2 separate regions of the Mus musculus genome follow, and region 1 is linked to region 2. A link is a contact called in ENCODE Hi-C or POLR2A ChIA-PET data. All regions are on one chromosome and are shown on one strand. Each heading gives the region's core, a stretch centred on a gene start or an enhancer-like site at or near the end of the contact. The rest is flanking DNA. Distances are from core to core; before and after follow the strand shown.

Region 1 (4,191 bases), core at 1,458-3,957, 37 kb before region 2:
CGCTAAATGGTCAACCACACAGCATTAAAGCAGAGAATGTGGGAAGGCAGCTGAGTACCCTGATGCCATTGCAGAGGACCAGGGTTAAGTCTCAGCACTCACAAGGTGGCTCACAATCACCCATTATTCAGTTCCGGGAGATCTGAATTCAAATGCCACTGTGAGTAGTGAGGGCGTGGCTTTCTAGGGTCATCATCACTATATACGCAGTTATGCCACACCATCACACGGGTGTGTAAACAGCAGTCTACAGCCCCAGCCCCCAAGAAGTCTTAGCTCATCTTATTACAAACAAGGGAAGGATGTCATTAGTGATGCAGACTAAGAATGGAGAATAATCAATCTTGGGGCTTCAGACTTTTAATAAATTGATTAGTAAAACCGAGTCAAAACGTAGCAAGCCTCACCCAAGAAAATAACCGTGGAGCGCTGCTACAGCTTCACAGCTGAAGCCTGAAGCCTATCAAAATAGCAAGTGCTCCAGGGCCAGCCAGGAGGGCAAGGCCATGGACAAATGCTCTGTCTGTGCCTACTAAATAAGGGTGAGCACATGAAAGAGACAAAACAAAACATAAAACAAACACTCTAAGCCGGGCAATGGCGCGCACCTTCAATCCCAGCACTCAGGAGAGAGGCAAAGGCAGGTAGATCTCTGAGTTCGAGGCCAGCATGGTCTAGAGAGAATTCCAGTACACTCAGTCTCGATCAACCAACCAACCAAACAAACAAACAAAACAAAACAAAACAAAAACCCAACCAATCTAGATGTCATTTGCTTCCAAAAATTCAGTCACCTGCAAAACATTTAAAATAGTTAGAAATACCTGACGGACTTAAGATTTCCATCCCAAGACGCAAGAACCGCAGATACATCATTTGTGTTGGGCTTCAAAACCCTTTGAGGGGAGATTGTGTCTAATTATTGTTATCCCCCCGGGGTCAGCACATTAATCCCTATTCCGTAAATACGGGATGACTGGCCAAGGATTAATCAGTCCTGTAGTGTCCAAAGGCACCCTCAAAGAACATCAAGAAACAAGATGAAGAGGGAGTGGAAGGCTGTGGATTTGGCTCGGCACCAGAGTGCATGCTTGGTGTGTGCATGCATGCTCTAGGCCTGGTGGCACACCTGCGGTCCTGACACCCAGTACATGACACCTGTGTCCTGACACTGGGGGGCAGAGCGTTGGAAGTCTGCCTGAATTGCACAGCGAGACCGGAGGTGGTGGTGGTGGTGGTGGTTGTTGTTGTTGTTGTTGTTGTTGTTGTTGTTGTTGTTGTTCTTCTTCTTCTTCTTCTTCTTCTGTTGTTGTTGTTTAATCCAAAATGACTCCCTTATATAAATGCTCATTCTGTTTTCCAGATAAAACCTCTTGCATTGCCCCCCCCCCCCTACAAAAGAGGATTTGCTTGCTATCCCACTCTGGTAATTAGCTTCTTGCCAATCACTTGTCTTTATTCCTGCCTGGGTCCTACTCAAGTTCTCCATCTTTAGACTCCCACTCTAAAATGCCTTCTTCAGAGAGGACCCCTTAAATGCATCCCAGCCAACCTGACCACCCTACATTCTTGTAGGGCACCCGTTCTTTTACTGGACTAATTTTGCTTTAAGTCTCATTTGTACACCTAAGAGAGAAGCAATATTAATAAAATATACAAAGTGTCCAAAGATACCTCTGAATTCCCCTGTGTGCGCATCCAGGCCAGTTAATACAGTGCATATAGCTGAGGATTATAAGGTATCCACCGAAGGGCAAGGAAGTGTTTAAGGACCAAAATGGAGACAGAAGCTATAGGATCATGACAAGTTCAAGGTCAGCCAGGCCTATATCATGAGTTCCTGGCTAGCCAGAGTTAGAGATCCTGTCTCAACCAATCAGTAACAACAAACAGACCAAGGACAACCGTACTGAGCTCTTAAGTTGCAAAGGCCTGCAAGAGTTAGCTTGTTTCCTCCCGGTTAGTGAAGTGACTGGACTGTACTTTCTTCTTCCCTGACAGAAAGTAGCTAAAAACCAACCACAGTCTCTTTTTTCTGCACTACAGATCTACCTGCCTCTGCCTCACAAGTGCGAGGATTTCTCATGAGCAACCACGCCTGGGTCTGCCTTGCTTCTTAAACCAGCACTGCTTTCTACACATGTGCCTGTTCCTCGCTTCCAGTTTCCAGATTTCTGGGAGGTCCCCGACCTAGAGATGGAAAAGAGAGGCGGGTGCATTTCAGGCCAAGGAGACACTCAAGCCTCTTCCTGTAGATTTGCACCTAACACGTATGCAGCAAATTACAAACACGCTCTCAACCACATACACGTGCACGCCCAGACCCACGGAAGCAGACGCGCATGCCCGTGGGCCCGCGCAAACCTACTTAGTTTTCTCTGTTCTAAATGCCCCGGCTCCAGTCCCACTCGGCCGGGCCTGGCATCCCGATCCCCAGCACCAGGAGCACCGGGAGCACCGCGAAGGCTTTGCAGGTCAGCTCCGGCCTGAGGAAGAGTGTTTCTCCGCAGGGGGGAGGGGAGGGGAGGCCCTGCCCACTCGGGCGGAAGCGGCGCGCGCCGGCCGGGCAGACTTAGCTCTCGTCCTGGGAACATCTGGATAGAGCTGGGAGGGGCAGGCACCCAGGCTGAGCGTGGATTGGCTGAGCGGGAGGAGGGAGGCGGGGTCTGGGCGAGGGGCGGGGCTCATTGGCCCCTTTAAAGCCTTGACATCAAGAGGTGGCTCCGGTACCCCCCTTTTCCTGCACCCCCCTCGCCCTCCCGCCCCCGAGATGCGGCCATGGACCCTGTGGACCAAGCCAGTCGAGCTCAGCACCTGATTTCGGTAAGTTCAGGCCTGTTTGGCATTTAACGGGCTGAGAGGTGGGGGGCCGCACGCCCCGGGTGGGGGCCGCGGAGTGTGGAGTGAAAGGCTCTCGTGGCAGCTTTGGCTGGAAGGGGCAGCGAGCGAGGCTTCCGGCCCACACCTCGACGCCTGCCGGTCCCTCGCGCTGCACTCTCCCAGGAGGGGTCCTGTTGTGACTTTGTCCACCCCCCCACCCCACCCCCTCCCGCCCCCTGCGCCATCCTCGCGCACACTCGGTGGCCCCGGAAGGGAAACTTTCGGGAGTGGGGGGATGTTCCGGTGGCGGGTGTCCCTCCCTCTTTGAAAGCACTGACCTTGCCCCCACTGCGCATCCCACCCTCCCCGTATCCCACGGTCCCGGTAGCGTTTAGCGGTGCTGGGTTGCGGAGGGAGGGGGCTCTCCCCAAAGCGCAGGCGCAGACTGCAGCCCGGGGCACCCCTTCGCACTCCTTCCAGTCCCTGTGGCCCGGGGCTGTAGGGCGTGGGGGAGGCGGGGAAAGGCGGAGTGACCGGGTCTTGGGAACCACCCTGCTGAGGCTCTGAGGGGCTGTGGGAAGAAGGGAACCCGACAACCTGCATGCTGAATAGAGGCTGAGCGAAGGAGATGGGTTGGGCTGGAGTAAGGGACAGGGCAGCCCCGACTGAAAAGGTTTCTGGGTTTGGGCTGGGGTGCTGAAAAGAATGCAGAGAATTTATTTGTGCCTGACATTCCCTTGGTTTAGCAGGCCCAGGAGAGCGGCAGTTGGGACCCCAACTCCCTCTTTTTATATCCTGGGCGGAAGGCCCCTCTTGTCTCTCTAGCCTTGGCGCTGTCCCAAGGGCACAGAAGGCCTTCATCTCCTAAGCCTGGTTTTCCAGAGGGCTCACATGAACCCACCCAGCCTGCCCAACAGCTGCTTTTTAAAGACCGCCTTCCTCAGGAGCTGGAGGTTTTAGGCTTGAAGGCTTCCTTAGGTTTGGAGGCAATCTTTGATTTCCCTCTCCGCCAACTCTCCCGTTCTCCAGTGGGCCCTCCTGCTTAAACACAATTGTCAGCCAGAGGAAGTGGTTGGAGACAGAGGCCGGCAATCAGGACTGGTTTGAGGAACCATGGGGAAGGAGTCTCTCACTATTGTGTGCTCAGGCCTCTGAGGGGAAGTGAGCATTGTACAATTGCTTTGTTGTAGACCCTCTTCAATCTTACAGGACCCCCCCCCCTCCCAATCTGGCCTGAAAACCTGGCTCTCAGATTTTTAAAACCCATCCCTAGTGTGTGAGCAGAGTTCCTTGTATTCCCACATAGATTGTTTGGTTTTGTTTCCAGCACCTGTGGTCTACCTAAGGTGTCTTTGGCTGTACAGTATTCTC
Region 2 (4,471 bases), core at 193-2,692:
GCCCCCATGGGGCTGATTTTGGAAGCCCCAGGCTTATGGAGTTTGGGGGTGAGGGGGACAAGTCGCCTTCACTCTGCCCTGGTCCTCCCTGCTGTCTGAATGGTGCTGCCTCCCTTCCCCACATCGTGGGGTCTGTTTGTCTGTCTTCATCTTTGTTTTTATATATATATATATATATAAGCGCCTGGCCCAGTCCCCACCCCTACCCGCACTGCGGTTAATTTATCTGTTGTTGAAAAGCAGCCCTGCTTCTGCAGCATCCCTAATAAAACGTGGAGGCCTCTCCCCACCGTGACTGTTGTGTGGCAGCCCCCCCTTTGTGCTTGCTGGCTTCTCTATAATCCTTCGGGTGGACTGGTGGGTAGGTCCAGGGACCCTCGGGTGCTCTAATGAGGCTCTGTGCCCTTCCCCTGGAGGAGCTGGCTAGAAGGTGACTTACAGTGACCTGTGTAGATCTGAAGCCCAGAGGATGTCACTGACCAGAGGGCACACAAGGCCATGCAGCCTTGGTGAGAAAGATGGGGAAGAGGCCTGTGATCATGCGCTCAAACCTCTCTATGCTCCAGGTTGGGGACTGGCCAGTTCGGAGCAGTCCCACTGGCTTTATATATAGACACGGGACAGTCAGTGACTACCCAGGCCGAGAGGGGAAGAGCCTGAGAGGACTACCCTCACACCGGCACACTATGCTGTCTCTCAACTCACTTCCTCGTGCTTTATAAACCATCTCTATATGACTCGGGAGCACTAGAAGCCAAGGATATTTATCACCAGAGCTGGCGTTCCTAAAAAAACCTATCACTACAAACCTTGGTTTTCCTCATCTGTATATTAGACTGAGAGGCCAGGTGGCCCCGCCCCATCAGCAGCCTGAGGCCAGGTGGCCCCGCCCCTGTTCTCCTTCACGCTCTACGCTCCGCCCACATCTGCCATCTTCCCTTAGCTGACGCCATCACTGAAGAAATTAACAAGACCAGAACAGGGTCTGACAATGCAGTTTTGTCCCTGCCCCTTCCTAGGTGTACTAACGGAAGTCTGCATCTTGGTTTCTGACCAACTCCTGACTGGTTTCTTGACCTGTTATTGCCCTAAGCCTGATGCATTACATCATTTCCTGTTAGAACTGCGTTGGCCTCCTAGATCCCATTCCTTCCTGGAAAGGAGTTTGGCATGGTGGGCTTTCATCTTCACTTCAAAGCTAAGACCAAAATCCATGTTCTCGACAGGGTCTGCTCAGTATGCTAGGAATTTGAAAATACCAGGTGCCACCTCGGTCCCTGGGTCAGAATGAGTTGACTGGAGAAATGTCCCAGGGCAGGATAGGCTGCAGGAACCATAGTGGTCCCGGGAGGCAGCCCTGCCCACCATGGTCAGCCATAGCCCACATGACAATCTCCCCCTCCCCCAACTCCTGCCTGATCCCAGTCAGCCATAGCCCACATGACAATGGCCCCCCTCCCCGGACCCAGGGCTCGGTTCCAACTGAAAGAATTTGAGGGCGGGAGCATGTGGGTTTATTGATACTCCAGGGAGCCCGGTTTCTTGGCGCTCAAGGAAAGCTTTGCTGAAAACCTCCTTGATCATGGCTGGGGCAGAACACTTGGTGTCTCGGTTTGCAACAGCTGCTTGTAAAGTTACTGTGACCTCACTCTCCTCAAGAACAATGGGCGAATGTTCATGTAAGACCTCAGCCGGGTTTCCCAAACACAGGAAGTTCAGACTGCCAGACAGCTGCCCTCCCCCAAAAGGCCAAAGCCAAAAGGCGGGAAAGAGGCGGGCTCCGCACACTGGCACCTCTCCTTTTGCAGGAAGCCCCCCGCCCCCACCCCTCCCTCCGCGACACCCACACACACAAAGAAAAAGAAAAAAAAAATAGCCTCTCTAAGGCTGCCAGGGGTTTATTTTATTTCCTTTTTTCTACTTTTCCCCCCCACAAATAGTATGTTTTGTTTCCTTTAAAAAAAAAAGTTTAAAAAAAGAAAACATGCTCTGTAGCAAACCCCAGCTCTAGATCCCCGCCCTTATTCTCTGGGGTAATTCAAGTGTATAAATAAATCTCTTAAAGCCAAAAGTTCACGGTAAGTACTTGTGGGGTCGTCTGTGATTTTAGGGAAGGGGACCAGCTGTTTTTTAAAGATTTATTTATTATTATATCTAAGTACACTGTAGCTGTCTTCAGACACACCAGAAGAGGGAGTCAGATCTCATTAGGATGGTTGTGAGCCACCATGTTGCTGGGGTTTGAACTCAGGACCTTTGGCTCGGAAGAGCAGTCAGTGCTCTTAACCACTGAGCCATCTCTCCAGCCCCGGGGACCAGCTTTTTAAAAACGTTTTAATTATTAAAGACCTACAAATCTGGGTTGATTCACAGCCCTCTGTCCAGTTTCAGGGTACGGTTCTTGCTTGTGGGAACATGAACCCTAGTTTCAAATAGCTGGCACCTACATAAAAGCCAGGCTTGAAGGTGTGTGTCTATAACCTCAGCACTTGGGGGTGGGGGAGGGGGCCAAGCCAGGTGGATATCAGGACTTGATAAGTAGCCAGTTGGGTCAAATGGTAAATCGCAGGTTCAATAATAGATTGTCATAAGAAGAAAGCAAGGCCCAGCGTGCTAGCACTTAGGAGGCAGAGGCAGGCAGATCTATGAGTTCTAGGACAGCCTGGTCTTCAGGGTGAGTTCTAGGACAGCCAGGCCTACACAAAGAAACCCTGTTTCCAAAAAAAAAAACAAAAAACAAAAACAAAAAAGAAAGAAATGGTCTTTTGGAAGCCAGGTGTGAGGTGTTGACACTTTGGCATCAGCATCTGGGAGGCAGGAGGCCAGGCCTTCCTGAGCTGCAGAATGTAGTAGCCTCAGCTACAGAAGACCCTGTTTCAAAAACAGTCAGACCCCTGTACAGACTCAGGGGTAAAAGGCCCTTGCCACCAAGCCTGACTCACTTCTCCAGGCCCACATGGTGGAAGGAGAGAGCAGACAGCCATCGGTTGTCCTCTGACTTCTGTGTGCTACGTACTTGCTCACACATAAATATATTTAATTAAAATAAAATATGTAAGTATATATGTTTTATAAGAATATATGGGGCTGGACAGATGGATGGCTCAGTGGTTAAGAGCATTGCTCTTCCAGAGGTCCTGAGTTCAATTCTCGCAGCAACCACACTGTGGCTCACAACCATCCGTAATGGGGTCTGATGTCCTCTTCTGGTTTGTGAAGACAGTGACAGTGTACTCACATAAAATAAATAATATCTAAATAAAAAATATAATATATATTTATAAGAAATATATAGAAGCCAGGCATAGTGGTGCACACTTTTAATCCCAGCACTTGGGAGGCAGAGGCAGGCAGATTTCTGAGTTCGAGGCCAGCCTGGTCTACAGAGTGAGTTCCAGGGCTGTGGTGGTCTACACCTCTAATCCCTGGTCTACCTCACAAGTTCCAGGACAGTCAGGGCTACACAGTAAGACCCTGTCCAAAAGAGAAAAGAAAGTAATGTGGTCTTAGTATTTTTAAGACTTTAGTTTGGATGCTTATTAGTTTTTTGAGACACAGTCGTGCTATGTAGCTCAGGCCTGACTCAGACTTGCCATTCCCCTGCCTCTGCTTCACCAGTGTGAGGCTCACAGGTGTGTATCACTAAGTTGTGTTTCTGAAGCGATGGCTTGTGTGAATGTTTCCAGTGTGGTATCATCTTGTCACTCTGCCACCTCAGGGGCAGCCATGTTTACAGTTTGCCCAGCAGACACTTTAAGCCTTTGATTTCATCCCTTAAGGGTAGAGGATGTGGGGGGGTCACCACAGATGGAGTTTTGGGGATACTTCCATCCCATCTTCACGGGGCTGGAGCCAGTGGAGGACGGAGGATGGGCGTCTCTGACACCAGACTTCAGAGAAAATGGGTTTTTGTGAGAGAGTATAGCAGGGGCACACACTGGTTTCAGGTCGAGAAAAGGAAAGTTGTAGGCTTAACCCAAGGGAAGCATTGCTGATGGGGGAACTGGGGTGGCGAGTGGAGGGCCAGTGGCGGTGATCTCTGGCTCCAGGGATAATACATAAGAACACTCACCCTTGACAGTGCGCCAGCACTACCTCGGGCGGCCATGTGTGTGGATACTCAGCTAATCCTCTATACAACCTCTTCATGTGGGTGATCCTGTTACCCGGGTCTGATAGGGTAGGGAGAGCCAGAACGTTTAAAACGTTAAAGCCTGTGTATAGATCAGCCGTGATTCAAGCCCAGACACGCCGGCTCCAGAGCACACTCAAAACGACACCAGATAACACTGGGGGGACTGAAGTGAGAGGACGGAGAGTTCCAAGCCAGCCACAACTACAAAGCCAGAGCAAGACCCCGCCCCACCCCACCCCGCCCCACCTACCACCAGGGCCCGAGAGCTGGGTCAGTAGTGCAGACTGAAGAGTCTCTTCCAGGAGACTCAGTAAGTCTGGTACACACGCTGGATGA

Evidence for each region. A loop is a pair of places that touch in the nucleus more often than their neighbours do. ChIA-PET counts read pairs that join two places held with the same protein, here RNA polymerase II (POLR2A).
Region 1: a map of heart shows a loop between it and region 2 (3-fold over the local background). The contact joins the promoter of Nckap5l here to the enhancer-like site in region 2. A Hi-C loop is called at or near these places in 21 of 37 maps with a recorded cell type or tissue (CH12.LX, CH12F3, Patski and 10 more). POLR2A ChIA-PET finds 5 or more read pairs at or near these places in 5 of 5 experiments (Patski and embryonic stem cell).

Annotation. Positions count from the first base shown.
Region 1 is chr15:99,456,264-99,460,454 of GRCm38, reverse strand. Nckap5l (NCK-associated protein 5-like) reads left to right here and starts at 2,707. Exons shown (of 13, transcript NM_001001884.1): 1 at 2,707-2,823.
Region 2 is chr15:99,417,858-99,422,328 of GRCm38, reverse strand. It overlaps Nckap5l (NCK-associated protein 5-like), which reads left to right. Exons shown (of 13, transcript NM_001001884.1): 13 at 1-295. Among named protein-coding and RNA genes, the nearest start is that of Nckap5los, 13 kb to the left of the region's middle. RefSeq lists an enhancer at 772-2,375. Within about 2 kb of position 1,442, at least 3 of the 3 ENCODE cell types and tissues checked have a DNase peak (open chromatin) inside an H3K27ac peak, as active enhancers do; they include gastrocnemius, heart and left cerebral cortex, where a contact is called at or near this core.